Regions from separate parts of the Mus musculus genome. Here regions 2, 3 and 4 are each linked to region 1. A link is a loop called in an ENCODE intact Hi-C map of the cell type or tissue named here. Cell type or tissue: left cerebral cortex. All regions are shown on one strand.

Region 1 (8,000 bases):
AAAAAAAAACCTGTGGAGTTCCTTTAGTGATCATCCACACTGAATGTCCAAAACTACTTCATAAGCATGACGTCTAGGCATAATCCTGATCAAAAGAGTATTAAACAGGGATGAGATCATAGCTTGGCAAATAATAGTCCTAATTACCTGTAAAGCTCAGAAAGAAACAGCATGTAGAATGTTTTTCAAACGGAAGCAATCAGCTCAGCATCATCTTGACACAGTCTCATGCATGTCCAACTGGTAAGCTGGGCCCTGTGACCAGAGCTGGACTCAAAATGGACACAAAGGAGCAGTATCCATTGTGACAAAAGGCCAGTATATTGCTAGTAGCAATGCATGATGATCATATTTTTAAGGGTTAAGCACTTGTTTATTTAGCTTCCAAAACAACTCTATAATGTAAATAATTATATTATTATTTCTATATTAAAGGAAGCAATGAAGGTTTAGGAGTGTTAAATAACATTTCTAAGGTTTAAAGTCTACTTTTAACCACACTACTACACACTGTCTCTAAAAGGAGGTGGGTTTGTACCTTTTGAGGGCATAGAAGAAATTTGGGCGATGGTTTCATATTGGTTGCTATTGGTGTGATGTAGAAGCAGGTGTGGGACACCAGTTCAAGCAAGAATATGCATGTGATATATGTAGAGGGTCCTTTTTAGACAGATTAAATTATCTTTCTATGCAGCCACATTTTTAAAAATATATACAGATGCTTCCGTGATTACTAACGTGTAAATTCATGCATTCTAGTCATCTTTAAATCTGAAAACTTTTTGGAAACAAAGCACCATCCTGTCATGACATCAACTTAACAGCTATGCCTTACATACTTATTTTTGGATATGAATATGTCACTTTTAAACAAAAGAAGAGCTAACCAAAAATAAATCACTATTTTCAGGGTATCCAGTAACTTACTTCAATTACAAAAAAAAAAAAAAAGTTTTATAATTCAAAAGACTTGGAAATCACCAAGTAAGATCCCTTAAATTTAGGGGCATTGACCTGTTTTAGTTAGCTATAGCTATACCACGTGATGTTACTTGCCATACTACCGATTGCAATGTGTAAGAGTTTGAGTACTGCATGTGGAATTTATATAGATTTAATCTTCAAATCTTTTTGTGATAGAAATAGTTTTTTGTCTTTATATAAAGACCATAAAATGAATGCTGAAATATTAGATGCTCACGGGAACAGAGAAATGTTAATTGGGTACCCACCTTGACTTCTGTACTACCCTGACATCTGTCTCTGAGATGTAGCTTTCTTAGGTGAAAAATGGACATGCTTATTTAGATCTAGATAGGAATGTAAGGCATTTAGAATTACATAATGAGCCATGAATGGTGTGTGCACATTTGGAAGGGAAAATGACTTTCTAGATATAATTAACCAACTAAGCTCAGTCAGTCTACGTACAGTATGTCAATTTGGAACAGGTCCTAATACAGACTCCTCAGTCTAACACTGAGCAAATTTTTCCCCTGCCTATTTCTTTTTTCTTCTTAAGTGCAGTTATGTCAGACAGGAATGACTTCAGTATGAACTTGACATTCTCCTATTAAGTCAGCAAAGTAATTAGGGGGAAAAAATTACACACCAAAATTATCAGTATATATAGACAGAAGGGGTAATTCTTCCAGACATCTCCTTGTCGAGCTACAGGTCATTGCTTCAGCCAGAAATAGTTAGAACATTACAGTGTTGCTTCTGATAGTCATGTGCTTACCTTCAGCCCAGCCTTTCAGAGGCCTGCCACTCAGCACAGAAACAAAAGGATATACTGATCTTTGGAACTGAACTGAGCCTATCACTGCCAAGGGTCTCCTAAAGCAAAGGGCTAAAAACACTAAACTTGTCTTAGAGTTCATGGAACTTTCAGGTAAAACATGGGATATTTTAATTTTTTGGACGGTTCTCCTGTTTTTATTTATTTGTCTTTTATTGGTTATTTTATTTATTTACATTTCAAATGTTAGTCCCCTTCCCAGTTTCCCTTCTACAAGCCCTCTATCCTCTCCTCCCTCCCCCTGCCTCTATGAGAGTGTTCCCCCACCTGCCCACCAACTCCTACCTCAGCAGCATAGTGTTCCCTTATCTTGGGTCATCAAGTCTCCACAGGACCCAGGGGCTCTCCTTCTAGTGATGTCAGATAAGACAATCCTCGGCTACATATCCAGGTGGAGCCATGGGCACCCCCTGTGTACTCTTTGGTTGGTGATTTAGTTGCTGGGAGTTTGGGGAGGTCTGGTTGGTTGATATCATTCTTCCTTTGAGGTTGAAATCCCCTTCAGCTCCTACATTCCTTGCCCTAACTTCTCCATCGGAGTCCCTACGCTCAGTCCAATGTTTGGCTGTGTACATCTGCATCTGTATTGGTCCGGCTCTGCCGTCTTTTTACCTAGTTTTCAATTCTTTTAAAAATTAAGCTTGATCTTTGACCATCACCCCCCAACACATAAACATATGTGTGTGTGTGCTATATGTATATATATATGTATGTACACATATATATATTTAACACATTTCGATTGCTTTTGCCTTAATTCTTTCTTATTTTCCCTCCTTCTCTTTCTATCTCCCATTTCCTACTAATTTCCTCCCCCATCCATGCCCTACTCTTTCATGGCCCTTCACGTTTGAGGAGGGCACTCTGTGTAACCATAGGATTAGAATTTATCTACTGGAGGCTAGTCGGTATAACCAAGTAAAACTGAATACAGTAGTTTCTTTCTCTGAGCGTCTATCAGCAGTAAAGGCCAGGGTCCCATGGCCCTCTGCCACCCATGGTTAACTATTGAGGGGCCTACATTATACAGGCTCAATGCATGTAAATAGAGTTGCTGTGAGTTCCTGGTTACACTGATAGTATCATGGCTAGAAGCTAGGATTTCTGTATCTTTCTATCTTCTGGCTATTGAGTTCTTTTTGACCATTTTTCTACAATGTTCCCCGAGACTTGGAGGGGTGATTTAGGACTGAATTCTCATCTGTCACTTAATTCTGAGCATCTAGGACAGCTATGTGTCCACATTCCCTGACATTCACTGTGAAACAGAACTTTCTGTGATTCGGGTTTAGCGTACCATTTTCTAAAGGTATAACCATTAGAAAATTTAAAGGCAGACTGACATTATATACATTTCATAATCATTGGGAGTATTTTTCCATAAGGTCTTATGTCCTTAAAAAGCCCAGCTCATATCATTAGACACCAGATCATTTGTGTGATCTGAATGTGTGATCTGGTTGGTGAATACAACCAGAGAGTGGCTGGTTACCTACATTATATTATACCATTATCTTCCATGTGAACATATCTTTGCCTGGCAAATTGTTATGGTAGTTCATGTAATTCATTATAATCCACTACTAGGTACAGCTGTTGATGCCTTTATTTTCCCAACCACCTATGTGGCAACTTTTGGAACTTTGAGAAATAACCAACAGAATTTTCCAGATAAGTTCTACTGTGACTCCTCAGTATTCTTCTTTCCTTCTTGATCCCTTTTATAATCATGTTATGTGTCATGCTCAGCAGTAGGTCTTAGCCTCTAGGTATGGTAGACTAACAAGCAAAGAGACAAGTGCCTGTATTGTTTTTGAGGGTGTGTGGAGCCTCCAATACCCTTAGGGAGTTATTTCATACCTGGCATCTGAGCTTTCCTTCTTTCTTTTTTCTTTCTTTCAATCCTTCCTTCCTTTCTTTCTTCCTTCCTTCCTTCCTTCCTTCCTTTCTTTCTTTCTTTCTTTCTTTCTTTCTTTCTTTCTTTCTTTCTTCCCTTCCTTCCTTTCTCCCTTCCTTTCTTTCTTTTTCTCTTTTTACACTCACTTACACACTTTATTTCACTTTATCTTTGAAACAATACCCTAAGCGATTCAGGACAGTTATCACCATTTTCATCACTGTCACCCCATATTATAGATGGGGAATTGATACCCACACAGATTTAATATCTTTTTCCAAACAGGAGTAAGATAGACATAGGGATATTCCTAATTAGCAAATTAAAAAAGATGATTTTCCATCTCTTTAGCTGGGTTTACTTTTTTATTTCTTTCTTTTAAAAAATTTATACAATATTCTAATCACAGTTTCTCATCTCCAAAATCCTGATAGACCTTCCCCACCTGCCAGCCTACCCAACACCCAACTTCCTTTCTTTCTCTTTAGAAACGAAAACAAGAAAGAGAAAAAGAAATGGAACAATTTAAAGAAGGACAAAGAGGAGGAGGAAAAGCTGTAAAAAATACAATAAGACAGAAAAAAAATGAGACAAAAAGTCTTCAGAAATACCATTAGTTCATTTTGTGTTGAAATGGCCATCTACTGGTAGGCATACGGGAATACCCTTAAGTATGGTTTATATAATAGTTAAGCCTCTATTATGGAAAATTAAGTTTTCCTTTGTGAGTGGCAGATAGTTTCTTGGTAGGGATGGAGCCCCTGTCCACCTTCCCTCTTTCAGCACTGGGACCCTGTCTGGCTTGAACCTGTATGCACCATAGTCTCTGTGAGTTCAATTGTGGCACAAGGATTCTTTTTTTTTAGCATCTTGATGCTTGTAGGAGCAATATATTCTAGTTATACTGGTACGTTCCTCTAAACTCTTATTTTTAAATGTCTTTAACTGGGTTAGAAGGCAGGTTTCCATATGGCTGTCTAACATCCCTGCTTCTGTTTTTGCTAACCCGCCCCACCACCTGCTCTGTCATCCTCCTCCTGCCTGTAACCCCTTCCCAGTATAGTCCTTTCTCCCACATGTTCCTCCTTCAGACTTTATGTCACCTATGTTCTTCTATCCCATAATACTTAAACATCCTGTCAGAGTGACCCCTTTCTAGTTTCATGGCTTCTATGGGTCCTTTGTCATAAAAGCCTAAGAGACAAAGCCAGGATCTGCACATAAAAAAGATCACATGGCATTTTTTCTTTTTAGCCCAGGTGACTCAGTATAATTTCCCCCAATTTCATTAATTTACCTGCAAATATCATTTCCCCTTTCTATTGACTAAAGTTCTATTGTAGATATCTTCAATATTTTTGTTTTCACCTGCTGATGGAAATCTACACTGATTCTGTTTCCCAGTTATTGCGAATAGAACATCAATAAATATGGGTGTGCAAGTATCTCTTTAGTAAGATGTAGATTCATTTGACTATATGGCCAACAGAGTTATAGCTAAGTCATATTGTAGTTCTATTTCTAGTGTTTAAGAGGATCCTAAGATTGACTTCCATCATTCATGCACTAGTTTATCCTTTCAACCATGTCAGTATTTATATTACTATTTGTATTTTTGATGATGACCATTCTGACTGCAGTGAGATACATTTGAAGGTAATCTTAATCTGTATCTCCTAGATGCTGTTTTTTAGAGCATGCCTATTATAACTTGAAATCAGGAGTGGCACACACATACACATTTTTAAATATAATCTACTCAGTCTGTATAATGTTACTTGCATGTATGTTGTCAGGGCTTAACTCTTGGTATTGGATAACCAATTGTTGCATTTTCCCTGAAGAAGACGTATTTCTCCTGTTCTCAGTGTTCCTTATGCCTGTAGCTCTTTGTGTAGGGTTGAGGCCTCATAACCCCCATACAAATTTTAAGCTTTTCTTCTGTTGCTTTGAAGAAATGTTCGTAGAATTTTTATTGTGATTGGACTGAATCTGCAAATTGCTTTTGGTTAGGGTGGTCATTTTCACAATATCAACTTTTCCAGCCCATGAATGTGGACAGACTTCCCATCTTCCAGGGTCTCCCTCAGTTTTTTCAGAGACTTTAATCTTTTACTATAGAAATCTTTCATTTCCTTGCCTAGGTTTATTCCTAAGTATTTCATCTTTAAGACTTATTGTAAATGGGATTGATCCCCTGATTTTATTTCTCATATGCATTTCACTGGTATAGAGGATGGCTGGTTTGTGTGTGTGTGTGTGTGTGCGTGTGTGTGTGTGTGTTAATGTTTCATCATGACACTACTGAAAATTATTATAAATTAAGAGATATTTAGGAAAATCTTTAGGATCTCTTATGTACAGAATCTTTTCATTGGTAAATAAGGATATTTTGATGCCTTCCTTTTCTATTTGTATCCTCTTTATCTTCTTGTTTTGCTTTCACTCTAGCTAAGGCTTCATTCACTATATTAAATAAAAATTGAAAGAGTAGACACCCATATTTTACCCTTCAATTTGCTAAAATACCTTATTTTTGCCCCATTTAATATGATGTTGATTGTAGGTTTATCATAGCCTTTATTAGTATGGTTGTGGTATGTTTCCTCTGTCCCTAGCCTCTCCAAGTCTTTTATCATGAAAGAGTGTTGAATTTGTCAAGTACATTTTCTGAATCTATTGAAAGAATCATATGAGTTCTGATTTTTAGTACATTTGTGTGATAGATTACAATTATTTACATATTTATCTATGTAGACTCATATTTATATTTCTATAATGAAATAAATTTGGTCATGATGATCTTTTTCATGTGATCTTGGATTCAGTTTGCGTTTTATTGAGAATCACCGCATCTATGCTCACCAGGAAAACCTTTTCCTGGTTTGTTTTGTTTTTCTCAGTTCTGTGTGTGTGCCCATATGTGTGTACTTGCATATACACATGTGTGTTTATTTATGTTCTGTCTGGGTACTATTAGTTCGCAAAGAAAGTTTGGGAGAAATCTGCTTTTTTGTTTTTTTGTGTTTTTTTTTAAATCTTATGTCATAATTTGATTAGTATTAGTTGATTCTTCTTTGAATGTGTGATAGAATTTTGCAGTGAATCCACCAATTTCTGCTCTTTTTAACTGGGAGATTTTTAAAAAAAAAATTATATCTCCAATGTCATTTTATAGATGTGTTTAAACTATCTATTCATCCTGTTTTAATTTTAGTTGTTCATATATATTTAGAAATTCATGATTATTTTAGACTTTCTAATGTAGCTGGATGTGGGTTTTCAAAGCATGTCTTTACCATTTTCTGAATTTCACTCTTATCTGTAAAAATGCTTCTATTTTAATACGTTTAAAAAATCAGTTAATGTGGCTGTATTAGTTAGGGTTTTACTTCTGTGTACAGATACCATGACCAAGGCAAGTCTTACAAATGACAACATTTAATTGAGGTTTACAGGTTCAGAGGTTCAGTCCATTATCCTCAAGGCAGAATCATGGCAGCATTCAGGCAGGCATGGGTGCAGGAGGAGCTGAGAGTTCTACATCTTCACCTGAAGGCTGCTACCAGAATATTCACTTTCTGGCAGCTAGGACTAGAATTTTAAAGCCCACACCCACATTGACACACCTACTCCAACAAGGCCACATTTCCTAACAATGCTACTCCCTGGCCCAAGCATATACAAACCATCACAGTGCTAAGGATTTGTCAATCTTACACTTTCAAAGAACCAATTCTTGATTTCATTGATTCTTTGTAATTTTTTAACTTTTTTATTATTTATTATTATTTTTTTATTTTGGGGGCTAAAGACATGCCTTCATAGTTAAGAAGCTTGCTATTCTTCCAGAGGACCTAGGTTCAATTCCCAGCACCCGTAATGACAACCATTTGTAGTCCTAGATCCAGAGGATCCAATGCCTTCTTTTAGACTCAACAGGTAGGGACATTGTACACACATATGTGTGTGTGTGTGTGTGTGTGTGTGTGTGTGTGTGTGTGTGTGTGTGTGTGTATGTATATGCAGAAAATTACTCATACACATAAAAACTTCTTTAAAAACTTAAAATTTTGTATTTCACTTATTTCCATCCTGATCATACTTATTTCTCCCTATCTACTTCTTTAGGGTTTTGTTTGTTCAGATTTCTGCAAAACATTAGCTTTATCATTTTTTACCAATTTTTGAAACAGCCATCTAAGGCCATAAACTTTCCTAGTAGTGCTGTCAACATTATATCCCATTACTTTTAGTATATTATGATTCTTTTTCCTGTTCCAAGATTTTTTAAAATTTTCT
Region 2 (8,000 bases), 85 kb after region 1:
AAATGACAATCACAAATTCAATATGTCCCAAACTATCATTATTCACTGTGTTTATTCCAGATGATTCTGTTTCAGCACTACCACAACTTAACTAGTTCTTCAAGCTCTGTGTTGTTGTTGTTTCCAAAAAAAACCTATTTATTTTATGTTATTGAAATTGTATTTTCAGTGAAAGAACACATGACCCAAAGCCCCACTACCTTTGTCTACTTTCTGTTTTCTTTTCTTTTTTTAAGGCATTTTTATTAGATATTTTCTTTATTTACACTTCAAATGCTATCCCCAAAGCCCCCTATACCCTCCCCCCACCCTGCTCCCCAACCCACTAAATGGAGAGAAGCTGGAAGCAATCCCACTAAAATCAGGGACTAGGCAAGGCTGCCCACTCTCTCCCTACCTATGCAATATAGTACTAGAAGTCCTAGCCAGAGCAATTTGACAACAAAAGGAGATCAATGGGATACAAATTGGAAAGGAAGAAGTCAAAATATCACTATTTGCAGGTGATATGATAGTATATATGTGACCGTAAAAATTCCACCAGAGAACTCCTAAACCTGATAAACAGCTTCAGTGAAGTAGCTGGATATAAAATTAACTCAAGCAAATCAGTGGCCTTTCTCTACACAAAGGATAAACAGGCTGAGAAAGAAATTATGGAAACAACACCTTTCACAATAGTCACAAATAATACAAGGTCTGTGTTTTAGGACATCTACAACTACATCTTTTTATCTTATACATGACATCATTATTTGGACAATTTGACCTCATCTACGAGTTTCAATTTCCTTCACCATGAACTTGACCCCTATTAGTAAAGCATATGACAGACCACTCCTTTGTCTGAATAGAATATTGACCACCAACTTCCTTCCCTGTTTTATCTCTTCTTCCACGCTTCTGGAACAGCCTGTAACACAGTAATTCTCTTTCCACACCTCAGCATCCTCATAGATAAACAAGTTTGCTCAGTTGTGCCTTTGTCCTCTTCCCTACTTTTCCTGTGTCTCTGTGTGTGTGTGCATGTATGCATGTTCATGCACACATATGCATATGTATAGATATGTGCAGGAACAAGCATCCTGGTATCTCTGTGCTTTCCAACCATGTCAATTTCCAGTGTTTCTCTCCCAATTGCTTCTCAGCCTTACCTCTTCAGACAAGATGGGGCTCAGTTCATTTCTCGTTGATATGATGAAGTGCCCCAACGAAAGCAACATAATGCAAAAGTGGCTGATTTTGTGTCAAAGTTCCAGTGGGCATCATAGTGGTTAAAACCCAGCACTGGAGCAGGGAAACATAGTAGGAGGAGCAAGATGCCAGCTGGTCACATTACATCTAGAATCAGGAAATAGACTGAATAGGAAGTAGACTACAAAGCTTCAGAGACCCACCTGTTCCACTGAGGCTATGCCTCCTAAAAGTTTCACAAGCTTTCCAAGCAACTCTATCAGCTCTGAACTGAGGGGTGAAGCCTACAAACCAAGGGAGAACATTTCACATTAAAATCATAACAGGGTTGCTCCTGAAATCTGGAGTGTGCCATTTCAGCTAGGCTGTGTGGTCAGCAATCCTTTAGAATCTACCTGCCTCCACCTTCCACAGTGCTGGGCTTATAGGCTTATGTCACCGTGCCTAGCCTTTACTTGAGTGCCTACAATCCAAATGTAGAGTTTCATGCTTGAGTAGCAAACACTGGCCACTAAGCCACCTCCTCAGTCCCAACCTTCATCTTCCCATGCTCTGTGAATTCTCCATACTGACTTTGTCCCAGAGCAAAGCTAAGGTATTTGTTATTCAATTCAATGGGTTAAGCCTTTCAACCTCTTTTACAGCATGCTAAATTATATATGGAAATGCCCTTCTCTGACACTAGGTGTTAGGCTCTAGTCTTCTGTGTTCCTACAACTGCACCTTTGTATCAGCACCCACTCCTCCTATTACAAAAACAGAAGTGCCCCCTCTTTCTTCATTTTCTTTGAGGGCAGTGATTGCAGAACATTTGCTTTCTCAGTATCTCATACTCACTAAGTTCTCAGTAATCATTTACTAAACTATAGAATATTGGTTCTGGATTCTACCATTCTAAGCATGTACTTGTCCACAAGATACTATTTCTTTTTCTGTCTGTGTACAATTTTTTTCCTAAAACTTGTAAAATGAAATTATCTTACAATCACTGACAAAAGAAGATAATCATAACACTAGTTTTGGTTTATTTACCAGGTGCTGGTCAATGAGCTAAGAGTTTTACACACATCTTCCCACTAACCTTTCTAAAATGCTACAACATGGTTTCTATTGTTGCCCACACTTTGTTTCTGTGGTGTTAGAAGCTGAGACCGATTAACTTTCTTCAAAATCATATGATGAGAAGGAAGGAGTCTACAGCATGAAGCCATATCTTGAACTCTCAGATTTTTCCAGAATTAAAAATAAAACAGAGCACTGTGGGACAGCACCGAAGTCTGTGGGACACCAGAAAGCAATTCAGAGAAAAGTTGTTCTGTGGTTTAAGCCTAAAGATTAGATAGATTGATATTTATTTTTGGGAAGCACTTAGTAATTGTCTGTATGTCTCTCCATTCAGGATTCAAACACCAAGGGACATTAAGATATCACCAAATGGTCTAATATTCTCTGTCGATATTATCCTGCTTATTCATTCATCATGCATTTATTTGACATCTATTTTTTAAATGAAAAGATTTAAATAAAGAGCCATTCCTTCTCTGTGTTTATAGTATACAGGAAAAGACAATACTCTCATTAAAGTCATGATATAGCATATGGAGAATGCTATACCTAGAAATCCACAGAGTTTAAAGTGGGTATTCTCAACCAGTAGGAGCATCAGAGGAAGCTACCTGGAAGAGGACTCACTTAAGCAGAATGCTCAGACAAACTCCACTTGGAAGTTAAGGCTTTCTCTATCAAAGCACATCCAGGTCTCTTGATAGTCCTTATCAAATGATTACTTAATTGTAATGTGATCACATTTTTTTTTCTTGTTTAACTATTCCAATTTTTATTTTAACCAAAAAAGCCAACAAGAAAAGAGTTCAGTGAGGCCCATTTTATGTCAGGTATTTTCCAAACCCCTGATATCTAGACATGAGTTAGACATAATTCCCATAATTAAGATATTGAAAACAAAAACAAAGAAAAACTCTTAGTGAATTACCAATCATTAGGTAGTTTGTAGGGGGAGAGAACAAGTTAGTCGTGTTCCAGATTGGGAATGAGAAAAGCAAGAAGACCAAGGAAGATTCCATGTAGGAACCAACAGTTGGGTTGAGTAGGAGGACACCAGAAGAGAACGAATATTCTAGAAAGAGGGGGTGGACTATGCAAAGTCATGGAGGTGAGAAACATCACAGAGTTAAGTAGGAAAAAAAGGCATGTGGTGGCAGCTAGAGGAGGTGTTGTGCTTGGGAGAGTATAAGGCAAAGCAGACACACAAAAGTAAAATAGCAAGAAATAAGGCTGCATAATTAGGGGAGCCTAGATTTAGAGGGTTTCATGATTCATAAGATCAGTCCTAAGCAGCAAATAAGCTTCATGTATCATTAGCTTAAATAACAAAAACCCTTTACTTATGGCATGTATCAACCCTGGGCCCACTATACCTCTGTTCCAGGCATCTTTATTACACCAGGATTCAGGGAGAATAGGACTTCCCTTATAATGCATTGTCATTCTTATAGGACAGTTAAAGTAGAAGGAGGACAATATAGTCTACAAAGCTACTGACTCCATGTAGCACCTAGCATCTCTATTCTTAGCTTATTAACCCAAAGCAGGTCACCATTTCAGCCCTGATGACAATGGGTAGGTAGCAAGGAAGTCTAATTCTCCATAAAGGCAGAATGACAATTTATCACAAACAAAAATAAACTATACCACACCACCTGGGAAATACAGACATTAAGCTATAGTTGGTGATTGGCCAGTAAAGTCTTTAAAATGCTCTAGTTAACATTGTATCATAGATAGGACAAACTAGTTTCTATGGGAAGACTCAAGAAGCAAAGATTGCAAAAACCAGATACAAGTATATAGCCATTCATCTCTTGGGCATCTAGCTTCACACACATTGACTGTACATCATAATTTCAGTGTTTGCAATGGCCACAGATGGAGATATGCAACCAGAAACACAGTGATGGGCAACTACTCCATCCCAAGAATGTAAAATTTCAGCCACATCTCTAAAAAAACAAAACCACAGCCTGAACTGAATTTTAAAGTCTGAGATGATATTAGCAAGGCATGAGAAGAAGGGATGAAGGATCATGGATGTAGAACTATTTTAAAGAAAGTGCTGTCTTATCACTAATTTGACACTAACTAGGCAGTGGGGCATACACAGCAACACTTCTAACTTCTAAGACGAAGGTATTTATTTTCTCTGTCACTATGATAAAACACTATGCCCAAAGCATCTTATTGAGTTTATTTGGGCTTATGTTTTCAAAAGAAGAGTCCATAATGGTGGGGGAAGCATCGAAGCAAGCAGCTACAAGAGAAAGCTGACACATCACATTTTCAAACACAAACACAAAGCAGAAAGAGACAACTAGAAATGAGTTAAGGTCTTACTTCTAAGCCTGCTCCCAGTGACACACTTCTCTAGCAAGGCTATACCTCCTAAAGGTTTTGTAACATCCGCAAACCAACTACGGACCAAGTTTTCAAATACCAGAGCCATGAAGGATATTTCTATTAAGTTTCCTCACAGAGATCCAGTTATTATTTTCATCTATGAATGTAAAGGATTGGTAGAGGCTTATTCACTGATGAATTGTTTTGAAATTCCTACAATGAAGTCTTTTTGATTGTGAATTACTTTTTTAAATTTAAAAATATAACCCCTATTTATATATTACTATGCAATCTATGTTCTAAGTTTATAATTATTGTGTGTGTGCACTGTCAATAACAGTTTTTAAATTGAGTTTACAGTAGCTCTAAACAATGAGTTGAACGGCCACCTGTTGTTTCAGGAACTACTACATGGTAAAATTATTTTGCTTGTTTGGTTTTTTTGTTTCTTGTTTTTTTTACTAGGATTTATTTCATGTACTTATATGCTTGACATATTTTTCTCATGTTATTTACAAGGTTCCCCACCCAGATTATATGTAAAATTCATCTGAGATATAAGTCAGTAATTCTCTCTCTCTCTCTCTCTCTCTCTCTGTGTATGTGTGTGTGTGTGTGTGCGTGCGTGTGTGTGTGTGTGTATGTGTGTGTACTTGTAATCTTGAAATCTGAGACATTATTAGGTCTAAAATAAGAGGGGAGGGAAGATATTTAAAAACAAACAATGTGTGAAAGCATGCATTAGTACACATATACACCAATACATATGTATACATATACATGTGTGTACATAAATATGTAGATAGTTACATACATACAAAAGGTGGCAGATAGGGCAAAAGGAAGAGGGAATACAGGGATGAAGTGGGAGGGAGAGAGAGAGAAAGAAAAGGGAGTGAAAGAGGGAGACAGGAAAATGAGAACCCACATGTAAACATTACTTTATACCACAGTAAATTTGAATCTAGATACAAATAAAAATTTCCACCACAATTATTTTAAAGCTTTCTCTAGGTGATAGTAATGGATAGCCAGGAATACCCTTGGGTTAGATTTTTGTTGTTGTTGTTCTTTAAATATATTGCTTTTAAGTGAATTTTAACATTTTTCTTAGTTTTGTCAAATTCAGTTCTGCTTCCTTATATTGAGACTGGAAATGAATATTTGTGTATTTACTGCTTGGTCACTTATAGACCTCATTTTCTGGTATTTGTATTTTTATAAATGTTTCATATACACTTGAAAACAAGATGTTTGATGTTTTCAGTGACCAGAGTTCACTTAGACTAGTTAATTAAAGCATGCCACTATTCTAGACTGCAGGTTAGACTAGAACATCATCAAATTCCAGTTCGTAAGGGTCATTGGTGGAACAATTGTTACTCTGTATTTGATGTTAGAAATCACTCATCTCTAATGGTTTTATTTAATGGTTTTAAACTAATTCCCTTTTGCCCAATAATATAATTCACCCTCTGCTTTTAAAATTATCGACTTTGTCTATTTTTAAGAAATATGTTATATTTAACTTTGCCTCCTGTATACAATACACATCAACCTATTTTCTTTTTTTTAATTTTTAATTTTTTTATTACGTATTTTCCTCAATTACATTTCCAATGCTATCCCAAAAGTCCCCCATACCCTTCCCCCCACTTCCCTACCCACCCATTCCCACTTTTTGGCCCTGGCGTTCCCCTGTACTGGGACATATAAAGTTTGCTTGTCCAATGGGCCTCTCTTTCCAGTGATGGCCCACTAGGCCATCTTTTGATACATATGCAGCTAGAGTCAAGAGCTCCAGGGTACTGGTTAGTTCATAATGTTGTTCCACCTATAGAGTTGCATATCCCTTTAGCTCCTTGGGTGCTTTCTCTAGCTTCTCCATTGGGAGCCCTGTGATCCATCCAATAGCTGACTGTGAGCATCCACTTCTGCGTTTGTTAGGCCCTGGCATAGTCAAGAAGTCATACCAGGAATTCTTCTCAGGACTTCCCTTTATCACATACTGTCTTATTCTCATCCACTGTTATACTCCAGAACCAATCCCATGCTGGGGAGGCAGAACCCAGAGAAGGGGTAGATGATGGCTTTTCACAGTATAATGCATGTCTGAGTGAGCAGTCCACATCACAAACAGGGCAGAGAGGAAGGATGTTTGGGCCAGGATTGCTCATTTTATAACAATCTTCTTGCAAAGAATTACTGAAGGGACTAATTAAGAAATACCTCCCACCAAAGAGGACCTAAGGCTCTCACTTCACCCCAAGCTCTGGAAGATGCTATAGTACTTCCTGACACCCTGCAAAAGAACCACTTAATCACAAACGACCCTTCAGGAACACAAACCCTCCGTAGACCACAGCTCGCTTTTATCATTTTGACACTCAACATTCTATGTGGCTAGCCTCCTGAGCTCTCTCCCATTCCCGCCTTGCCATACAGACTTGTGTATTTAGATCAGTGTATCCCATCTATTGTCTAGTCTATTTCTAAGCCAATCCTCTATAAACATCTGCCAAGTTGAAAAATACTAAATTATATATGAAGAAACAATATTGAGAACTTACATAGCTTTCTCTGTATATTAAAACTGGGGTTATCATACTATATTTTGGCTCTAGTAAATCCTAGAAGGATTTTGGACAATGTCTCATTACTTAGCTATAAAGGTTAAAATGAAAAATCAAACACTGTATTATTCTCTAAGCCCCAGCTGGATCCTCCTGTGAGCTGCCAACCAATCCCTGCGCTTCAGGTTTCATTCTATAGGTCTCTATTTCTCCAAGAAAGCTATGCAGGCTGGGTAACTGTGCCCAAACCTAGTCCCCATGAATGAAACCCCAGTCCAGAAGCCACCCTCTGAAGGTTCCCCATGTGTTCCCCAACACCCACACTGAATTACTCATTCCACTGATCTAAGGAAGTATCAAGGAAGATTCATTCCCTGAAATTCAGCGTCAACGTGAAAAACATTGCTGTTACTTTACCATAAGAGCTTCTCTAAAGGAGACAAAAATCTAAAACCAACCTAGCATTTTAAAAAAGACTCCATCCTTTTTAGAACAGGAAGTAAGATGGGAAAAAATGTAAAGGAAGTTAAAAGAGCAGGCTTTGAAATGATTTATCATCTTGGAGGGAAAGGAAAAAAAAAAAAAGTCCCTGGGAACTTTCTCAGTATAAGAAGTGTGGATATTCTTGGCCTGATTCCTGTCTCGCACCTTCCTGCACTGCTCCACTCTCTGCCACACCTCCCCCAGCCCCTGTGCTAAGGAGTGCTCATTTGCATAATTAAACTGCTTCACAGTGATGCTGAGGGAGAAGGCATTCAGTGAGCCAAGTGCTCTTCAAATGCCATCCTTACCCACCTCCCCCTAGACAAGGGGAAGGGC
Region 3 (8,000 bases), 48 kb before region 1:
GAGAAAAAAGGTGTTTACTTTAGTGACAGGAATAGAAGAATGTTGCCATAACATTTTAGCAGTGTCAAACTAAGGTGGTTGCAGCAAAAAATGTATGCAGGTAGTAGGAGCCCATGGTAATAAATGTAGGGCAGTAGTTCTCAGCATGTGAGTTGTGACAAGTTTGGGGGTCACATATCAGATATTCTGCATATCAGATATTTACATTAGGGTTCATAACCATAGCAAAATTACAGTTATGAAGTAGCAACAAAATGATTTTTTGGTTGGCGGTCAGCACAATATGAGGAACTGCATTAAGGGGTTACAGCATCAGGGGGGTTGAGAACCACTAATCTAGGGGGAGCAAGAATATAAACACAGATAAAGGGAAGCAAAGAAAAAAATGCATGCCAGACAAAGCAATTCAACGGTCAGAGAACAGAGGATCTCAGGAATGACTTGTTGTCAGCAATATTTTGGGAGTGTTAGGGTGGAAGATTCACAGTGTGGATGCTGATTCACACCTACTCCTTGAATCCCTAGCAGTCAGGATTTAACCAAAAGGGTTAAATCTCTTTGGGTGGATCCTTGCATATCCTTACAGTTCTCCTGAAATTTGTTATTCAGGTTTGCAAGGTAAGATATAAGAGGCCAATGATTCTTAAGTTAGGGACTCTGACTTTCCCTTGACCTTAGAAGGATGGTTTTACCTTCCTTATGGTAAGTAAACTCACACTTAATCTTTCAGACTATGTTTTTGGCACATTGCTCTTTCATTAGCAACTGGAAAATAATCTTACCCCACTGGAGTATATTTTGTACCAATTCTTGACTGTTTTCTAGATATAACCTGAAGCTGAGCTGCTACAATAATAGCAGGTTTATCTATTCCATAGAGCTTTCTAGTGGGTGAGGTCAAGGCAAGCAAATGGGTCACTAATGTGCATTGCTTCAGTTGAGTTGTTATCTCATGCAGAGAAGAGTCCTGTTTCCATGTCATTCCTTTCGTTCAACCTGAGCACTGTAACTCAGGGAAGGCAGGGTTGCTCAGCTTCTCTTCAGGAGTCCACTTGTGAGAAACCACTGTAGCACTTGCTGTACATTTTCCACACAATATGGTTTAGGTCTCATAACACCTCTGAGATGAATGTTATGCCAATTTGTATATGGAGGAACTGAAGAAGCTAATAGAGTTACATAAGTCAGGTGAGAGTGCTGGAACCCTGAACACCATATTGTGACAAATGTCTATTGTATCTTTCCTGAGGTCCCACCTCTCTTCCTAGAATGTCCACCAGCCTTTCACTTATTGGGTCTTCACCCTTATGATGCTCAATTCAATCTTAATACTTCCCTGGTATGGACCATAGTGATAGATGTCTGGGCTTTCTGAGAGTTTGTGGTCTCAACAGTGTCCTCTACTGAGCTACAGTCACCTTGAATACCCAGAAAAGTCTTTTTCCATCCTAGTAATCAAAAATTTCTGAGACTTGGCCTTAAGCCTTAGTCACCTGTGTCAATGTTGGGGGGTGAGTTTGGTAGACAGAAAGAGTTCAGAGAACACCATGCCTTTTAGCAGGCTCTTCTTTACTGGCATGAAAATGTGCTCATTTCACTGGTGCCAATTTTATCTCTGGAGGGTAGTGTCTGGGGAAAAAATGACAATGTGTGGTTGGTTATCACCATCTGCATTTTGCCTTGTAGAAAATCTTAAGAGTATCACCAGCTGTTCTGTATAACTGCGGGAGGCTCCAGGGCCTCTAGGGAAAAGAAAAAGCATAAGGACCCAATCTTATTCCCTCTGAAGGAAATGCAAACGTCTGGAACCTGGGGGTGGAGAGAAAGGGAGGGCGAGCCCTGCATTTGTTATAGCTAGAGTTTGCTTTTGTGTGTGACCATGTGCTGGCAGGGCAAGAGAAATGTGTGCAAATTCAGAACACAAAGTCATGGAACTTGTATGTGTGTTTGGCCGATTGGAAAATGTCATCACATTGAGTACTCAAAACATCCCACCCACGTTGCAGAAGAGAAGTGTAAACACAGAACACTAGGGCGCTGGGTATAGCCTAAAAGAGGTCCATGTATTTTTAGCTTCCAGATTTATTATAAGAAAATGACAATGCACATGTGTGTTTGTTTAAATATAATGCCAAAGCTTTTCTACCAAAATTCTAGAAAAATAACTGGTTGTGCCTAGAGAAAACATTAATACCCTGAAATGCAGATATTTTGAGGGATCAAAGTAAGAGTAGGAGTTGGGGTACACATCAATAATCTTAGTACTTAAAAGGGGGAGGCAGAAGGACTGGGAGCCTGAGACCATCTAAGCTATTCTCACATACTCGTCTCAACAAACTCCGGAAATATCGCTTGGTTTTACTGATAGAAGTTGAAGGATGTTAAACATAGCAGTCATTTAGTATGCTGTTGCTCTAGGCTTCCCAAGGGCAAAGGAACTGAACTGCTGGAGACGCAGAACTGCTGAATCTAGTTTCAACCCAGACTTTAGCTGCTAAAAGGGCTTCAGGTTTCTAGATTGTATGAGGGCATGCTCTGGGAGCACTATTGGGCCTGGCAAAAGAATCTCTTAAGTGACCCTCATTTAAAAGGAACCCCTCTATAGTCCTTGGGATAATTTCAGTGTCAGTGATAAGCCTTTGTAAACCTAATAAAATTTTGTGGTTTTTTTTTCCAATTAAATATGGTCTTATAAAATCTGAAGATTTATAACTAATAGAGGCCTAATTGTTTAGTGTAGTATATTATAATTTCCAGAGTTTCTCATATGATTATCTTTATTATTAAATGTATATGGACAATTTAAAGACATTCTCTCTGTTTATATAATGCTAGATTCTGACAATAAAAAAATGAAACTTGGATAGTCAGGATCAAACACCTTCCCTCAGGCCCTGGTTCTCAGCATGTGAACTTGGGTTGACACACTCAAACCTCCTTTGATCTTTACCCAATAGTAAAAAATATTTATGGTCACTGATATATTTTAATGGCTGTATTTCAATTTTCTGTGATGTACCTCTACACACACACACACACACACACACACACACACACACTAATGAGTTGAGTATAAGAAGGTCTAAGATGTCCCTACACTAAAGGAATTACAAGTTCACAAAGTCAGAAACATACTTATTATCTCTACATCACCAGTCCTTGCTGATTCCTAGTTTTATGATCTGAATGTTCCAATGTCTGAATTAGCCGAAACATTTTCCTAGGTCAGAATAAGATCTCTTTGTGTCTTCTAAATTGCCGGTAGCATTTAGGTGCTTGTTAAAGTATTTACATTTGCATCAAACTCTTCAATGAGATGTCAGCATGGCTCTTGCATGCCAAAGACTCTATTCTGGCAATAATCAAAGCAATGCCAGCAGCCACTGTTTATGAAGAACTGTGCATGAGTCACATGCTGAGCCAAATACTGCATCTCATTTATCTTGAAAGAATGATGTCACCTAGATGATGTGACAGTTATTCCATAGGTGAGACAGTGGAGGATTAGTGATACTCTGTAACCTGCCCGATGACACAGAGTTGGACACAGAGAAAGTGCTAGATTTCAAACTCAGGCCATTAGTCGTCAAGACTCTTATACTAAACAGATCTCCATACCTCCTACAGTATGCCAGATGCTCTTTATTTTCCTCTTGCATTCACTGGTTAACTAATCAGAGTTCTCTGATGATGCAGTGGGCTAATCTGCAATAAAGGAGGGTGGGTGGGCTCTACAGGAACAGCATTCTGATCTCTTGTAGTAATACAGTTATCACAGACTAGATAATTTAAAATGATTTGAAATGCACTTTCTCACAGTTCCAAAGACTTGGAAATCCAAGATTCAGGAGCTGTGATGTAGTGTATGTCAGGAGTGTCTTCTCATATCTCATGGTGGAAGACAAGGTAAGGGTGAGAGACATGGTAGCATTAATCCATTTGTGAGGGCAGAGTCTCCATGACCCAGGCTTGAAATGATAGACTGAAACTACAACATTGATCCTTCTGGCTTAGGGGGAAGGAACGTTCTGTATTCATCTCTGGTTGCTTGACCTCTTCCAACATCTTTTTCCCGTAGGAGTTTTCACTTTTCAGTAGTGATCCCAGTACCATCCTCCAGTCTGATCTTCAAGCATTCAATCTGGTTATTGTTTTAGGTCTGAGGAATTAATTTAAGTAAACTTAAGAACAAGGCTCTTGCTTCTCCCTCACAGAAAAAAAAATGAATTAACCTTTTAAAATCATAGCTTTAGAAAACTAATTAACCCTATTTATTTATTATCTTGGTCTGTTTATTCACTCACTTACTCAAACTCTCATTTTTTTTCAGCAACTCATTTTTTTTTTGAGTTTACACAATTTCAACCTTCAAGGTATTCACACTCAATGACAACAATCAGCAGGCAACTCAATGATTAATGTAAATACTGACCTTGAACACTGGCTGTCCTAGTGTGCCACAGCCCTGGGATTTCCTAAGCTGTGAAACTAACTTGGCTCAAACTGGGACAGTTGCTGACGGATGAGATAGTTGGTTATTTGAAACCCCATGACTCAAGCTGTAAGGACAAGGTGACATTTCCTAGCAGCAATGGTTCTAATGCTGGAACTTCAGTTCAGACAGCCATGGAACTCAGTTTCATAGCATGGGGCCCTACATTCTCTGTGATATTGATAGCTCTAAACACAGGGATGCACGAGGGGGGTGAGAAGAATGTATATAGGTGCAGATAAACAGCTTTGGTATTTCTGAGTGAACACTAAACTCTCTTTAGAAATTGGCTCCTTTACATTTTCTAAAGAGCCATCTTCCATACCCTACTCATTTCTGCATTCACAGCCGATCCCCGTTGCAGGGCATCTGAGGCAGAAAGCTTTGTAGAATCTTAAATCAGCTACACTTCACCCTGCAGATATCAAAGGATGAAGAACTCTCGGGAGCAGCAAAGTGTGGCTAAGTATGCAACAGTCTCATTTACTGAGTGACACTTAGCCACTGGGGATATGTCCTGGGTGTGGCTGAGGCAGTATTGAAGCTCTCCAATTGACCTGGGCAAGAGTACAGGCTGGAAGCCCTGCTGAGGATGGACATTCTTTGTTCCCCAGGCAGAACTTGATCTCTGGAGGCTTACGATGTAAGACTACGGCAGAACTGCCAGAAAGCATAATAATTGCCGTGATTATGATTATGAGCGCCTTGTAATTGCTGTTCCATCATGCCAACTATCTTGGGAAGGAAAGAGGGAAGGCCTCATGAATAAATGATCACTTAAATATTTAAGCAGATGATTATAATATACAACTTGAAATTCCCTGGCTTTATATTACCCTTGAAGGCAAGTGCTACATGCAAAGTCTGGGCAATTTGAATAGGCTTTCCAGTTCAGACATCTGGTATCCTGAAATATGTATGTGTGTATCTGTGTTGAAGAATCTCATGTAAGTCTGAGTAATAGATGCATTAGAAAGTATTTATATAACACAAATATTTAGGTTGCTTATTTCAGGAGTGTATTATAAAATATATTGAATGTTCTATCTTTAACCTATTTCTAATAGAAAATGGAACGTCATATACACACACACACACACAGAGAGAGAGAGAGAGAGAGAGAGAGAGAGAGAGAGAGAGAGAGAGAACCAAGCCCATTGCAGCAGAAGAGGGCATTTTCTCATTCCTTACGCCTTCCATCATATGACCAAACAGCTCTAGCAAAACACTGTTAAGAGTTCAGGAAAGCCAGGCGTGGTGGTGTACACCTTTAATCCCAGCACTCGGGAGGCAGAGGCAGGCAGGTTTCTGAGTTCGAGGCCAGCCTGGTCTACAAAGTGAGTTCCAGGATAGCCAGGGCTACACAGAGAAACCCTGTCTCAAAAAAAGAAAAAAAAAAAAAAAGAAAAAAAGAAAAAAAAAGGAAAAAAAAAGAAATAAAGAAAAAAGAAAAAAAGAAAAAAGAAAAAGAGAAAAAAAGAAAAAAGAAAAAAAAAATAGTTCAGTAAAGCATAGTTTGAAAGATCCATCAAAGAGAAACAGAAAGCCTTTATCTGAGAGGAAAACTTGATATTTAGGGATGATGTTGCCAGAATGGGCAAGCTGCATTGTGTGTTTCCAAAATCAGGCAGCTACTACCCCTATTACCTGGACCTTAGATGATTCAGAGAAAAAGCCAGATAGGTTGAGAGCAAAGAACATCCAAGCTGTTACTTTGTTTCTAGATGGACATGGTCTGGAGGAAATAAAGCTCTAGCAGGCGTGCACTCATGCAGCTAAGGCTATTCAATGTACAACTGAAAAGTTACTTAAACCAGAAAAACAAACCCCTCCACTCCACTGCACAGTATTCAAGCATGTACTTCATAGGTAATTACTCTCTCTCTCTCTCTCTCTCTCTCTCTCTCTCTCTCTCTCTCTCTCTCTCTCTCATGTATCAGTGAGGAAAGCAGATATACATGTTTGGTGCAAAATACTTGGAAACTGAACTCAGGAGCACATCAAAAAAAAATATCTACCATAATCAAGTAGACTTCATCCTACAGAGGCAGGGATGGCTCAAAATATATAAATCAACCATGTAAATGAATTAAAAAACAGAAACCATAATACCATCTCATAGATGTAGAGAAAGTTTTTATCAAAATTCAATATCTACTCATTTTAACACTCTTGGAGAGTCTATGTATCCAGGTGCCCTACCTTAACACTAGGCAGTATATAATAAGCCCACAGCCAATATCCAGTATTGTGTTAAATGAAGAGAAGCTCAGAGCATTTCCACTAAAATCAAGAACAAAGCACAAAGCAAGGATATTCATCTATCCAGTCCTGGTCAATACAGCGTAAGACAAGGGAAGCAGATAAAGAGGATGCAAAGAGGAAGGAGTAACCGTACCCTTATCTGTGGATCGTATGATTCAATACACAAGCAAACTAGCAGGGCACAAAGTTAACATGCAAAAATGAGAAGCTTTTTTTATACAACAAACATACAGAGAATGAAAGCATTTATGGTTCATTGCTTATGTATAAGACATTCTTGCCTTTTTATATTAACCTCATATACTGGCATTGCTGAAATTGCTTATTAAAGAAGTACATTGTAATTTTTGAGAGTTTTAAATAATCACTTGTATTCATAGAAATTTTCTTTTTTCTAGGCTACCTGATTCATTAATATAGTCATTTCTAGCAGCCCTTTATAACCTTTTTATATTTCTGTGACATCAGTAGTCATGTCTTCACTTTCATTAACATTTTTCATCTTTAACAAATTTGATTGTTTTTTAAGGGTTTTGTTTTAGGTGTGAAATTGAAAGAAATACCTATGAAAGAAAACATCTATATGGTGGCTTTATAAAAAGTTGAACTTGTATTCTATAAAAGACACAAAGAATAAAAAAAAAAAAAAAAAAGGGACCAGGGGAGAATACTTGAAAATCATGTGTCTGAAAAAAAAACTTCCATCCAGAGTATAGCTATAGTTCTAAAATGAAACAAGAAAATAATCAACCCAATTTAAAATGAATAAAAGATCTTTACATATAGTATATGAAAAATAGATGAGTAGATAAAAACATAGGAATATTCTATATAATTCCTAGCTAAATGCAGTTGAAAACCATAATGATATGTATCTGCACACCCATTAGAATTTATTTACTTAAAACATAAAAGTGATGTTATAAAGTACTGCCAAGAATATAAACAGCTCAAACCTTACACATTTTTGATAAGAGTGAAGAATGATTCAACAACTATGCAAAAGAAATTAGGCAGTTTCTTACAAATTTAAATAAAGACTTATTATGTCACCCAACAATTATACTCTCAAGTATTTACTCAAAATAAATGAGAACAGATCTCACAAAACACTGAACCTTTGGTCATTATCATCCTCTACTAGGGCTGGAGAGATAGCTCAACTATTAATATACTGGTCATACAAACATGAGGATTAGACTTCAATTCTCAGCACCTACATATAGTCCCAGGGTGGCAACAC
Region 4 (8,000 bases), 92 kb before region 1:
ACTGCCTCCAGTCACCTCTGGCTCTTGTTTAGCTTTCTTTGTATCATCTTGTCGGGCACTCTCTTCCCCTGGTTTCCTCTTCTTTCTGACAAGATGGGAAATATCAATCACACAGTTTGATGAGGAAGTGCCATCTGTTGGTTTTCTACTGGCTATCATGGATACTGAAGCACAGGCTCCACTAGGAGTGAAACCCGAAGTAGAGCTCCCCACCAGAGTAGTTTTCATTCCCTGAGGATGTAGGCCAGTTCAGCTCCATCCCTACTCCACTGAGATTCCTTTGCATCTTCTATCTTCCTTTGAATTTCAGGTAGCAGTTCTTTCAGCTCCTCAATTTCTTTCTCATATTCAGTAAATGTTCCTTTAGCCTCCTCATCTGCTCGTGTAGTACAGCAATCCTCTTCTCAACGACTTCAATAGATTTGCCAAACTGTGCTACTGCCTCATTACACTGAGAGCTGTAACCATTGGCCAAACCCAACTGGTAGTGAGTCTCTGCAAGGAGACAATCGTGAGCTTCCAAATATTGTTCTTTTAGGCTTCAGCAAGCCTGAAACTATCCTCCTCTTTGGATATAATTCTCAGATTCAACACTAACTTCTCTAAGTTTAAGATGGGTTTGTGCAGCATAAAACTGGGCTTCTTTTGTTTCTTGCCTCTTAAAAATGATCTTGGCTAAATCCAGCATATCCCAGGCAAGTTCTAAATTCCCAATCTCTTCCTCTTCATTTTCTTGAGGAGAATTTTTTTTCAAGAACTGGTTTATTTGTTGTTTCTTCAGCCTTGTCATTTTCTTTGTCTTCTTCCTCTGAGCCTTCAGTTTCATCTACATTATTATTATTTTCGACCAAAGATTCATCTTCTGTTTTTTTCTCCTTCTTCCTCTTCTATATGCACTCCTTCTAAGACATTTCCCAACACTCCAGTCTTCATTCTGGCCAACTCCTGAAGTGATTTCCCATAAATAAAAGAATGCTTCTCCACACTCATTAGCTGTTTTTCCATACTTTTTACCTAAAAGACTAACTGCTTCCTGGAATGCATTAACAGTTGCTAGAATGTCACCCATCACCAGATGTTTCTGTCCTAGTCCCAGTAGTTTCTTAGCTTCACTATCCACATCCAGATCTTTAATCCCAACACTGAGGGGGCAGAGGCAAGTAGATCAGCATGGTCTACATGGTGTGATTCAGGAGAGCCAGGGCTCTCCATTTTATCTGCAGAGGTAGAAGGAAATTGAGCATCTTCAATTTCAGGTAGAGAAAATGGTATATTCGACTAATAAACCTTTAAATTATCTCTGAAGCCAGTTGTATAGCAATTTCTCATCCATATTCTTACCTTGAGATTGGCTCCTGCAGTGTACATATAAAACCTGTGACCTGAGTTGCACCCTGCATGTCCCTGTCTGCCTCACGAGTGCCAGAATCACCTGCTTTCTTGAGGACAGGATGCCAAGAGGAAACACAGCTGTGCCAGAGGCTGTTTCAGATGCCCGTTGGCTCATTTTCTCTGAGGAGCAACCAAGGGGAATGTTTTTTACTCTTTCTTGGAATAGATGAAATGATGACTAATAATTTCTGACCCCAAACCTCATATAACCTTTTGGTTCTAATCGTTGTTTGCAGTGGAGGTTAAGAAATGCCACCTTCTCTACTGTCTGGCAATATCTCATCCATCCTTGACAGGGCTGTAGGGAAGGGGATACTAATGCTTGATGATGCGTTCTAAGGCTAATTCAGAATCATCAGCCTTTCTTCCCCAAGGCCTTTCCTTTTGTTGTTTCAAGAAGGAAGACTCAGCTTGGGCCACCTTTGCTACAGCAAGAGACTCATATGGATGAGGATGGTATGCCAGGCAACTTTCCTACCTCATTCCTCTGGCATTGGCCGTTCTCATTCAGCTGGTGGGATAAAATCTGATGTTCAGTACTGACAGTTAGGAGAACATGGTCTTCCTTTGCTTCAGAGGGTCTTAACATTTGACTCTACTGCCCAAACACTTCAATAGAATCCTGTCTTTAGTCGGTGTCATGATGTCTTTGAGCTAGAGCAGAACTGGATTTTATGAAAACTAAGAACTGCTTTATAGTCTGGGAGGCCAATGCCAATCCATACTCTCCCCTCTAGTGCTTTGCAAGAAGTATGATAAGTTCACTGATGGCTTCTGTTATTTCTAAGTTTCTTAGCTTGAAATAGCCCCTTAGTTCAACCTTAGTCATGGAACTATGAAAACAATATGTTTGTTAAGTTGATGATAACAATCTGGGCATGGATTGCATATCTGTTTCTCACTACTTTGACACTCTTGGCTTGTACAAGAGTACAACTGCTCAATAAGTAATAGTCTTATTGAATTGCAGCTGATTAGAAATGTTGCTAATTACTCTGTTGCCATGAGGAGAAGGAGGAGGAGGAGGGAGAGGAGGAAGAGGAGGAGAAGGAAGAGGATTAAAAGGAGGAGGGGAAGGAGGAAGAGGAGGAGGAAGAGGAGAAGGAGGAGGAGGGGGAGGAGGAAGAGGAGAAGGAGGAGGAGGAAGAGGAGGAGGAAGATGAGGATTGAAAGGAGGAGGAGGGGGAGGAGGAAGAGGAGTATATTGTGAGCCTGGGGCACTGAGCCATAATATCTCTTCTTCACATATCCAATATTTAGTGGGCAAGAATTCTGAGCAGTTAGATTTTATAGGCCAAGCAATCACTCAGACAACTATTTACATTTAGCCCTAAGTGCTTTCTAAATATTCCAAGCAGCTTTATTCTGTAATTTCTGGGGCACCTGGAGGAGTATGGTAAATCATTTTTTTTTGCACAAATAACATGCATATTGACTCCATGAAACTCAAAATAAGTATGTTTTGTATATAAGTTGTAACTTTATACATGAAAGTGTCTCTCATCCTTAGGCATATCCAACCTTTTTGCCATTCAGATATCATCTACAAAACCCATGCATGAGGACCACACAGTATAATTACAAAAAAAACTTCACAAAAACTCATGGTTTGAATGAGTTTATGCTTTTCACTGGGGTATGTTCATTGCAATGAGGAGTTGCACGAGGATAGTGGCCAGTGGTTGGACATCTCTGCTCCGCAGAATTTTCTTCCTCTTCTGCCTTTCCCATTATAATTCTCCCTCAGGAATTTAATAAACGTTGACACGTTGTACTGGAAATGAATTCCTTTAAAATACAATGTGAGGCTCTCTTTACAATTTGTGCTATATAACCACAATCGTTCCATTGAGGAAATAATTGAGTGGAGTTTGCCCAAGTCAGTGGCCTGGTGAAAATTCATTGGAAAAAGAGTTAAAAGCAATGCATGTGACTTTGAGAGGTGAAGTTCACATATAATATCAACCATACAGCTAGGCCCATCCCATAGTGTTGGCCCTGTCTTAACCTACCCTGCAACTTACACACCTTATTCTTTATCTGGGGCTTTTTGGACCAGTTCACAGAACGATTAAATGCATAACTTTCAAAATTATGAGTATTTGGGGTTTAAATATGAGCATATATCTTCTAGCTCTTTAGGCAGATAACATAATTTTCCTCATGCTAACATTTTGTCTATAAAATATAACCCGTGCTTAATGAGGGTGTGCCTATTTAAAGGCACAAGCCCACATGCTCACAAGTCTCAGCTCTGTAACCACAATGCTGTAGTTAGCCCAAAGAATAAACACAGGGAGACCTCTGGGCTTCTAAGACCAGAGATGAAGAGTTTTGAAGCAGGATGAGGTGAATAATACTGTTTCAAGATGAGTAGGTACCAGAAGTACTAGAGGAACTCAAGTGAACTGAGCTCCTTAAAGTTAAGGCAGACTGAGAGAAAGAAAGAACAAATGGTACTCATACGTGTCTGTGGCTTCGATCCAAACTTCTGACTCACTGGTTTATCTCCTTAGGTGCTTGGATTATAAAAGCAGTGCAAACACTGTCATTAAAAATAGAAAGTTATATTGTAAATTAAATGTCCCCACTGGGGAGGTAACATTTCTGAGCTATTTGTAGTTGGCAGACACTAAAATAAGATACCCACTCTGCAGTGGATTCTGTTTTGTCCCTGTGACTTTAATTGGACTGCCAGGACACACGTCATCTTCAAGTGTATTTACCCATCCTAAATCAAGAAAGTGAGTTTCTAGAAGCATGGAGACAAGTTGAACAAGCAAGCCTGCCCCGGAATTGCACTGTATTGATTTGGTGTTAAACTAACAGGAAAGAATCCCTCTGAAACATTTCTATTTAACCACCATAGAAGAGGCCTGAGAATGGAAGTGAGGTCTACTGAGTTCTTTTTAAATCAAAGGGCTCTATTTGCAGTTTGAAGTACTCTGGTGCGTAGTCAAATCTTGGGTAGCTGGGAATCCTTGTGCCCATCTCTTGCAGAACTATCACAAGAGAGATGTAGCAGCCACAAGTATTCCCAGGAAACCTGAAAGCAATACAGATGATGTGAAGCCTCATCTACATCTCTAGGGTTTGCCACTGAGAGCTAGAAAGCCTGAAGGTTAGAAGAGTCCCCAGTGACTGGCAAGTGCTCCATAAGAAAAGAGAATTCACTTTTATTTTTAATACTTTCCTAGACAGAAATATAGACAAGTAAATTAAAGGATTCCCCTGCCCCAAAGTAATGAAATTTCTTTTTCTAGTTGAATTTGTCTATTCAGTTTATTAATAGCCCTGCTCTTAGTGTTCTGATTGCTTATTTTAGTCTTTCAAGAGATGAAGGAAGAATGCAAGCACTCAACAGGGCTACCCTTAGATAGATCATGGGAGACACTGGTTGCATTTCTTTGGTGTTTGGTTTGGCTGGGTTTGGTTTTTTTCAGGGGTCGTTATTTGGAAGATTTTCATGATAGCTTTCTTTGCAGCATGGTATAGCTATGAGCAGCACAGGGCAGAACTAGGCATGTGGGAGACAGGGTACTGCCTCATGGAGGTCAGGGAGAAGTGACAGTTTTCCGCGCTATTTTAGATGTGCAAGATTCTCATTCCCAGCACTGATTTAGAAAAGCAGTAAAGATGCTTCTGGACATAAATATCCTCCTGTTAGTGTGTGTGTAAGGCCAGGGCAGGAGGTGGAGGAAGGGAAAGGTGGCAACTCAGGATTGTTGTAGGAGATGGTGATAAAGACCCTTAATTAAGGCTGGCACAGGAACCAACCCAGATTATTAGTAGAAAGAATTCAGTAGAGATCATATTTGTCCACCATGTCCTCAGCTACATGACTTGTCTGGTGACCACATTCAATTTCTCTGCGATCAACCTCCAGCTTTACTTGTACCACGCATAGTCTCACATCTCTTCCATGAATGCAAGACTCACATAAACAAAGGTGAAACGTTTACTTCGAGTTATGAATGTGTATCTTTGAAAATAAACAAATTGGATATCAGATTGCAATGAAGTAATTAAATTACATCTAAGAGGAAATGTTTCTGCTTCTAAGAATCTCCTAAGAGTCCTTCTTTCTAGTACTAGCATGCTCACCTCTGGAAGATTAGGTTTTCTTCCTTTCCTTCTGCTTTTCTTAATTTCTGCTTGCCTGACCCAGACCTATCTTTGGAGATGTATGACAGTATCATGTAAGTGGTTGTTGTTTGGCCACGGGTAACTTCCTTTCCCACCTTGTTTTATATAACTGTTCTAAATATGCAAGAGCTAGTAGACTTCTTTGTATTGGGTATACTTGTGTGCAAAGAATTCAGACCAGGTATGTTAATAATAATAAGCCAGGGTAGCCTTATTATTTTGACCTCTTATTCCTTTGGCAAGAAAGGAACTTTGAGAGTATTTTATAAAATTACCTCTGTTCCTAGATAAAGAAGCTACAGGTTAAGTGACCTGTTTGAGATTACATACCTAATAGATTGACAGGGGTTAGGACTAGAGATGGAGCATGTGGTCCATACTCTCTCTTGCTCCCCCACCTCTCTCATACATACATACATAAATACACACACACACACACACACACACACACATACACGAGATAATATCATATATTTATATATCTAAGATAAATATATATATCATATATATATTTATATGAGATCTAGCTCACATCCGTATTTTAGAAATGCTTTTAACAATGTTTTTCTTTTATTAACTTTCTTATTTAAGTGTATGAACAATGAATTTTTATGACATTTCATACCTAAATCATTATATTTGAGAATATTCACCCCCCTTCATCACCTTCTCATTTCTCCTTCCCCTTCCCATTTGTCCCTTGCCTCTCCCTGAATAGTCTCCTTTCTGCTTTTGTGTCTCATACATCTGTTCCACATATGTGAAAGGATATGTAATGTGTTTCTTCCAGTTTGCAACTAAAAAGAGAATTTCACTCAGTCTTCATCCAGGGTAGAGAGAAGGGAGAGCAGGATGGTTGCCTTAGTGAAATAACTCAGGCATTGCTATGGGCAACGATCTTTGCTGTGTTTTGGTTTGTGCAGGACTTGCTGACTGGGCAGCAGCAGCCTCCTTGACACCATGAAGAGCCACACCTGAGATGAATAGCTAGCATGAAGACCAAAACACATAGAACAGACTGCATTGTTGACAGTATTTTCCAGCTGCTGAGTTAACTTCTGATCTGTTGCTTTCCTGTCTTGTGATGTTGTTGGGAATTGCTGTGGGAATTGATGGAGCAGCTCTCTCAGATTCTATTCAGTAACTGTTAAGAGCTTGCTACTAACCACGGTGGGCATATATTCTTACTAGAAATGGCAAATATTACATGTATGAGTGTTCAACTGGATATAACTAATTTTTTAAGATTGATGCACATTTAGTTGTATGGTCCAACACTTATAGCTGAGAGCATTAATTGCTGTGGTAGCCAGGCCTTGCTGTACAAAAATACTGTACTTAAGCACAGCTCAAATAGTTGCAGAGAGTGAGTCACCATTAGACTCTAGATGGCTGCTGTTATGGAACATGTTTCAATTAAGGACATATCTCTTATTGCTATCAGAGAAAATATACAGTTATCACTTTACACTTGGAACTTCTACTCACTCTTGGCCTCATGGCTTCAGATTTTGAGAACAGATTTTGAGTGAATATTCCAATATGTCTTTAGTGGTTGAGTAAACAGATAATAAGAGAAGAGAATTATGGTGGAAAGAGAGTTCTTTGGGCTCAATGGCATCCCAGCGGCAGTGTCACTCAGAAGGCAGGGTTTCTAGAAATATAACACCAAGGAAAAGGAAGTTCAGAAGTCATCAGTTTTGAGTAAAAGTCAAAACATTCTAAAAGTCCTTCATGCCTTGCCCACTATACAAATCACACTGGCTTTCAACTCCCAAAACACAGACTGCATTGTGCTTCTATTTGGTTTTTAAATGGCAGTGACTATAGGAGGGGGCATGGAAAATGAAACCTATATAGGTTAAGAGTGAGACACTGAGCTTCAGTAGAGAATTCTGCTCTCATTTGTCTTGCCTTGTAGGACTCATTTCAATTCCTGGTTTGTTTCCTATATTTTAAAATAAAGGTGGTAGACTAGCATTTAAAATAACCCTTTAATTTGTGAAACTGTGTCACAGAGATGATATTCATATGATTCCATACAGAAACATCTTCATTTCTTCAGTGATATATATGTAGTGAATATGCTGATTGCATTATATGTGTCATGACTTAAACATGTAAAAGATACATGATCATGAGAACTGCACCTGTGACCTCATTTGTGAAAAGGCTTCAATAATACAGAACTGGTGGGTTTTCAGAATAAGCGATGAGATTATTCTTCCGATTTCATAGTTACAAAATCCTATAAAGAGGAATATTATTATTAAAATTCATGGAGACTCTCAGTCATTTGGGAAATATCATCTACTCTTATACCTCATATTTTTGTGTAAAGCTTACTCACTTCCTTTTATCGAGAATGTTCCATTGCACGTGGGTCTACATTGATGGTAGTTATTGGTGCCAGCTAAAGATTACTGCTTGTCCCTCTGCTTTGCTTATGAAATCAGATCGAA

The links. Peaks named below come from ENCODE experiments on the same cell type or tissue, not always from the same donor. Only the 100,000 strongest peaks of a DNase experiment are listed, where the experiment ranks them.
Region 2: a loop joins it to region 1, with 3 times the contacts of the local background. A loop is called at or near these places in 4 of 42 quality-filtered maps.
Region 3: it touches region 1 in a loop (2.3-fold over the local background); 3 of 42 quality-filtered maps call a loop at or near these places.
Region 4: it touches region 1 in a loop (2.0-fold over the local background); 2 of 42 quality-filtered maps call a loop at or near these places.

The regions. Positions count from the first base shown.
Region 1 is chr14:74,198,627-74,206,626 of GRCm38, reverse strand. No RefSeq gene overlaps it. Among named protein-coding and RNA genes, the nearest start is that of 4933402J15Rik, 150 kb to the left of the region's middle. In left cerebral cortex, a CTCF peak has its summit at 4,328; DNase peaks (open chromatin) are centred at 726, 1,380, 1,726 and 4,714; H3K27ac peaks cover 1,857 bases.
Region 2 is chr14:74,113,264-74,121,263 of GRCm38, reverse strand. No RefSeq gene overlaps it. Among named protein-coding and RNA genes, the nearest start is that of Gm35517, 100 kb to the right of the region's middle. In left cerebral cortex, no CTCF peak of the experiment used is centred here; DNase peaks (open chromatin) are centred at 3,369, 7,520 and 7,875; H3K27ac peaks cover 575 bases.
Region 3 is chr14:74,246,730-74,254,729 of GRCm38, reverse strand. No RefSeq gene overlaps it. Among named protein-coding and RNA genes, the nearest start is that of 4933402J15Rik, 100 kb to the left of the region's middle. In left cerebral cortex, no CTCF peak of the experiment used is centred here; DNase peaks (open chromatin) are centred at 1,718 and 3,407; H3K27ac peaks cover 918 bases.
Region 4 is chr14:74,290,680-74,298,679 of GRCm38, reverse strand. It overlaps the pseudogene Gm6986. Among named protein-coding and RNA genes, the nearest start is that of 4933402J15Rik, 61 kb to the left of the region's middle. In left cerebral cortex, no CTCF peak of the experiment used is centred here; DNase peaks (open chromatin) are centred at 3,950 and 4,954.